Linked DNA regions of Homo sapiens: region 1 is linked to region 2. Evidence: chromatin loops called from intact Hi-C (ENCODE). Cell type or tissue: PC-3. All regions are shown on one strand. Each heading gives the region's core, and the rest is flanking DNA. Links, peaks and the distances in the headings are about the cores only. Region 1 overlaps MACROD2 (mono-ADP ribosylhydrolase 2). Region 2 overlaps MACROD2 (mono-ADP ribosylhydrolase 2).

Region 1 (2,922 bases), core at 117-2,616, 230 kb after region 2:
ACTTTTATTTTCCATCTACTTTCAACTCCTATTCTATTTTATGTCCATTTTATGTCCATCTTCTAGCACCTTGCTACTCAAAAGTTGTTCCATGGACCAGGAGCCTCAGCATCACCTGGGAGCTTGTTAGAATGGCAGCATCTCAACCCCACCTTATACCCACAGAATCTCAATCTGCATTTAACTAGGTCCCTACATGATTCATATAAATATTTAAGTTTGAGTAGTACTGCTCTGGTAGACACTGATCTCTAACATCTATCAAATACACCATATTAATATTACTCATACTATATTATGTACTACAATACAGCTCAATCTCTAACGGAGGGTTTTTTTTCAATGCCTTATGCAGGTTTTTGTAGTAGTAGTGGAGGATTTCCTCGAATAGGAAGAACTGAGTTCCTCAGAATGTTTTATTTGTGAACAGGAATTATTTCCTATCTGTGAGTAACTGCTAAAATGTGTGATATTGATAATGAGACCACAGGAGAACAATGGAAGATGCAATTTCTTCAGGCTAAAGGATTCAGAGAAGGTGTCACGGGGAAGATGGAACAGAAATGAGCATTAAAAGGTGGTTAGATTTAGGAAATTAAATAAATAAATAAATAAATAAATAAACAAACAAACATTTCAAATAGGAAAACAATAGCAAAGGCAAAAGCCCTGACTAGAGTAGGAGGGGTTAGGATGGTGTGGCTCCAAGATGGTGTCAGTCATTCTCACCCCCTGGTATTCATGCTCCTGTGTCATTACCACTTTAATTAAGACTGATCTGTGTCAAAAATATAATATTGCTGAAATAATAGAGTGTGATTTCTGGGGCTATATCTTAAAAGACACTGTAAAGTAAATTTTAAAAATTTACAAAATAAGACATCGTGGCTTATGTTTTCTTTTCTTGCCTCACTTGCTCTGTGAGGAGTAGCCTCCGTGGCATGAGGTGAGGTCCAAAGCAATACCAGCACCAATTTGCCAGCTCAACGGTGCATTCACTGTATGAGGATCCTGTAGACCCAGCTGAGCCTTCAGATGAATAATCCAGATCAGCATTGTAAGTGCAACTTCATGAAACACCCTAAAGCAAGAACTACCAAAATAAGCCACTCCCCAGACTCTGCCCCACGGAAACTACAAGATTTAAAAAGGAAAATCTATTATTGTGTTAAGAACACAATTTTGAGATAATCTGTTATTAGTCATCAGTAACTCATATTAGTAGCAAATAATCAATAAAGTTTATTTGGAAGATGGTGAGTCAATCAGTGTGGCTTTAGTGGAGAGTTTATAGACTGGGGGTTGTAAGTTAAGATACCTCCAGGGTTCTGGCAGAAGAATTACAAGAGTGAAGTGACTCCTTCCTGAGTCAGAGAGAAAATAGGAAGTGACAGAGGCTGTGTCAACATGGTAAGCCCATTGCTATCTCCATTCTGGGCAGGTCCATGCAGAGCTGAGACTGTGGGAAATGTCAGGTGGAAGATATAGTAGTGGTCATGGTTTGGTGTCACAATGTGGAATAATTAGAACAGATCTTTATTCTGTCAAGAAGGGTATCTCCTAGGTTTTCTTGCAGAATTCTAATAGCTTGAGGTCTTACATTTAAATCTTTAATCAATCTTGGATTAATTTTTGTATTTGGTGAAAGGCAGAGGTCCAGTTTCATGCTCTGCATGTAGCTAGCCAGCTATCCCAGCACCGTTTATTGAATAGGGTGTCCTTTCCCCATTGCTAATTTTTGTCAACTTTGTCAAAGATCAGATAATTAATTGCAGGTGTGTGGCTTTATTTCTGGGTTCTCTATTCTGTTCCATTAGTCTATGTGTCTGTTTTGTACCAATACTATGATGTTTAGGTTACTGTGGCCTTATAGTATAGTTCGAAGTTGGATAACGTAAAGCCTCTGGCTTTGTTCTTTGGCTTAGGATTGCTTTGTCTATTTTGGCTCTTTTTTTGTTTTTCAGTTCCATATGAACTTTAGAATAGTTTTTTCTAATTCTGTGAAAAATAACGTTGATTTTCCTTGGCAAAGAATTTATGGCTAAGTCCCCAAAAGTGATAGCAACAGTAAAAACTGACAAGTGGGATCTAATTAAACTAAAAAGCCTCTTGACAGTAAAAGAAACTATCAACAGAGTAAACAGATAACCTACAGAATGGGAGAAAATATTCACAAATTATGCATTCAACAAAGGTCTAATATCCAGAATCTATAAGAACTTAAACAATTCAACAACAGCAACAACAACAACAAATCCCTTAAAAATGGGCAAAGGATATGAACAGACTCTTCTCAAAAGAAGACATACAAGTGGCCAAGAAACACATGAAAAAATACTCATCATCACTAAACGTCAGAGAAATGCTGATCAAAACCACAATGAAATATCATCTCACACAAGTCAGAATGACCATTAACAAAAACTTAAAAAAATAACAAGTGCTGGCATGGTTGCAGAGAAAAGGGAATACTTATACACAGCTTGTGGGAATGTAAATTAGTTCAGCCACTGTGGAAAGCAAGTTGGAGATTTCTCAAAGAACTTAAAATAGAAATACCATTTGACCCAGCAATCCCATTACGGGGTAGATACCTAAAGGAAAATAAATCACTCTACCAAAAAGATGCATGCACTTGTATGTTCATCACACCATTGTTCACAATAGCGAAGACATGGAATCAACCTAGATGCCCATCAATGGTAGACTGGATAAAGGAAATGTGGTACATATACACTCTGGAATACTACATAGCCATAAAAAAGAATAAAACCATGTCTTTTGCAGCACCATGGATGCAGCTAGAGGCCATTATCATAAGCAAATTAATGTAGGAACAGGAAACCAAATACCACATGTTCTCAGTTATAAGTGGGAGCTAAACAGTGAGTACTCGTGGATATAAAGATGTGAATAATAGAC
Region 2 (2,922 bases), core at 268-2,767:
CCCCATGCTGTAAAGAAGTTGAAGCTGGCCTGCCAAATGGAGGGAGACACATGGAGAGAGGGAGAAAAGATGTGTGGGGAGCATGAAGGGCCAGACCTGTGAGCCAAGCCTTCTTGAACCTTTCCACCCTGCCAGCTGCCAACCAAATGCAGCTGAGCGGTGACCTCAGCCAGTGTCACAAGGAGCAGAAGAGACATCCAGCTGAGCCCTTTAAAAATTCCTGACCCACAAGCAGGACTGAATCACTTAACGTTGTCTTGCTTGAGTGCTTTGACCCGCCATCTCCTCCTCCTACCAACTCTTAATTCCGAGGCAAGAGAATCCTCCCAAGAGGAGGCCACTAGTAGCAGAGCTGAAACAAAAGCCTCAGAAGCAGTGGGGAAGCATTTTACCTGCAGCTCTGGAAAACGACCTACTGAAGAAAGTTTCAGATGGGGAAACATTTAGATTTGACCTAAATGGGGAAAAAAAGTTTATAATAGAAGGACAAAAAAAGAAAAAAGAATGATACTCTGAGGTTGGCGAAGAATGCAGTTAATAAATATACGTACAGGACCCCCTGTGTTGGGTTAGCCCTGTGCCGTTTGTGACGGTGGACACAATATAACTACTTTTTTTTTTTTTAATAGACACAGAGCCTTGCTGTGTTGTCCAGCCTGGAGTGCAGTGGCATGTTCATAGCTCACTGCAGCCTTTAACTCCTGGACTCAAGCGATCCTCCCACCTCAGCCTCCTGAGTAGCAGGGTCTACAAGGCACATGCCACCAAGCCTGACTGATTTTTTATTTTTTTGGAGAGAAAGGGTCTTGCTTTGTTGCCTAGGCTGGTTTTGAACTCCTGGCCTAAAGCAATCCTCCCACCTTAGCCTCCCAAACTGCTGGGATTACAGGCATAAGACACCACACCTGGCCTGAATATAATATGAGAACCTGGGGTGGCTCTGCATGCCACTTAAATTCAGTGTTCTAAATGGCATATTTACAAGTACTACATGATTATCTGATATTTTCCCTGTTCTGGTTCTCCATGAAGGAAACAGCATTGGCCTTTGCTCTAGGGAGGAAATAGTCACTTCTGCTGTTCTTGCTGTCTTAACAAGGCCAAGTTGGTGCAGGAGCATGTGCCAAAAACTTAGCCAATATCTGTCCCTTTCCTCCCACCAAATGGACTCTGAGTCAAGCAGGAAAAATCTGCCAGCTTCTCTGTCTCCCTCAAAAGACAGACCTTTTAACACATTTCACAATAGCCATGAAGTTTGCAGGTGACAAGCTTCCTTTGAAAGTACTCTGGTTACCACATCTTCTACAGAGTAGGGGTAGGGAGATTACTTATGAAGTGAGGAAGATAAGAAGGGAAAGAAAAACAGCAGTTAAATTACAGAAAGGTGAGGAATTGGTTCTAATAGTTGTAAATGCATAAGAAGGAAATCCATGGTCAGACCCTGAAATCCAGCTTTCTAATAGTAACAACCAGTCTGGCAGTTTACCTAGTCTACTGCTTCTGGGTTTTTACCCTTAGTTCCTTGTGTGCTACCCCCCTCCCTAGAACAGACATCTGAGTGGCATGCTTTTGTTTTCTCTTTGAGTCTCAGCGGCACTGTTTTCTATTTGCAGTATTTCTGCCCTGGGGAAGCAAACTCAAGAAACACTTGGCACATTTATCACAGAGCAAATGCTTTCTAGAAGAATGCTGGATTTGCCATTCCAGTAACATGTCCTCAGATAAAACGGTCCAGGTATATTGCTTTCATCAATTTCCAAGACAGTGCATCCTCAAATCCAGCAGGGGGAACCAATGTAGAAGGCTTATTTTCCAAGCCCAGCATATGCATTCTTGGGCAATTAGATTAGTATTCATTTCATTCTTTTAGAAGGACATTTTGGCTGGCTTATAACTTTCCATCCATTTTAAATGCTGCAAATGGGTGAGTTCTTAGTGAAATAGGGGGCTTCCACTGGTAGAAAAAGCAAGGCACATTAACACAGTTACCCGTAAGTCTTTGATAAGGACAAGCTTTCTTTTTTATCAGCCTTGTCTGTCTAGCTATCGTCACAGGAAGCACATAAACAATGAAAAATTAAGTAGAGGGATGTGTAAACTTGAGGTTTCCAGAAGGGATTTTAAAAGCCTTACAATAACGGTGAAGAAATATAGGGAAGTGCGAGGCTATTTTGTTAGCTTAAATAATGCCACATAGAAGCTAAATGTTCTCAGTTAATATTCCTTTAAGATCACATATTTATTTCAGATGATAAATTTCCATAGCATTCATGTCGAGTGTGATATAACACTTTACTTTCCCATGCTGAAAAAGCACAGAAACCTGTGAGAATTCTACTGGTTGTGTCCTTCTAATTTCTCCCATATTAGTACTCTGCCTCCTACTCTTTCAACCAATATTTATCAAATGTGTACTGTTTGCAAGAACATTTCAGAAATTTTATAGAAATAAAATAAGAGGCTCCTGCTGCAACGTGACTATGATAAGAAAGCAGTCCATGTTTGACTCTACATGGGAGAGTTTTGTAAGGGCAAAATCTCAACAACATGATCACGGATTGCTATCCTGATATTTGTAGTTCCTTTTGTGAACGCTACATGGTGACAGGAAGATAAACAAGACGTAAGTCTAAATAAATCCATCGCTATACTGGGGAAACAATCTGATGTGTACTTCCTGCTGGTATACTGCTGTCTTTTCTTCTAAAGGTCTATAGATTTCTGGGCACAGACAGACTACGGACAATTCAAAACCAGTGCTTTGCAGATTAGATTATTGGTCTTAATTCTTCAGTCCCCTATAATAAGATTGTGTGTATATGTGTATATATATATATATAAAATCAGTGTCCTCCCACTGTGAGCAGAGAATATTTCCATGCCATTGATGTTGGACTTGACCATGGGACTTAATTTAGCTAA

Evidence for each region. Hi-C counts contacts between places; a loop is a spot of excess contacts. Peaks named below come from ENCODE experiments on the same cell type or tissue, not always from the same donor. Only the 100,000 strongest peaks of a DNase experiment are listed, where the experiment ranks them.
Region 1: a loop joins it to region 2, with 4 times the contacts of the local background. A loop is called at or near these places in 6 of 110 quality-filtered maps.

The regions. Positions count from the first base shown.
Region 1 is chr20:15,701,843-15,704,764 of GRCh38, reverse strand. The region is part of intron 8 of MACROD2 (mono-ADP ribosylhydrolase 2); the gene reads right to left. Among named protein-coding and RNA genes, the nearest start is that of MACROD2-AS1, 770 kb to the right of the region's middle. In PC-3, for the core only: no CTCF peak of the experiment used is centred there; a DNase peak (open chromatin) is centred at 1,354; H3K27ac peaks cover 2,154 bases.
Region 2 is chr20:15,929,349-15,932,270 of GRCh38, reverse strand. All of the region lies in intron 10 of MACROD2 (mono-ADP ribosylhydrolase 2), which reads right to left. The region is part of intron 1 of LOC613266 (a long non-coding RNA gene); the gene reads left to right. Among named protein-coding and RNA genes, the nearest start is that of KIF16B, 640 kb to the left of the region's middle. In PC-3, for the core only: a CTCF peak has its summit at 1,768 (motif pointing right); DNase peaks (open chromatin) are centred at 1,180 and 1,770.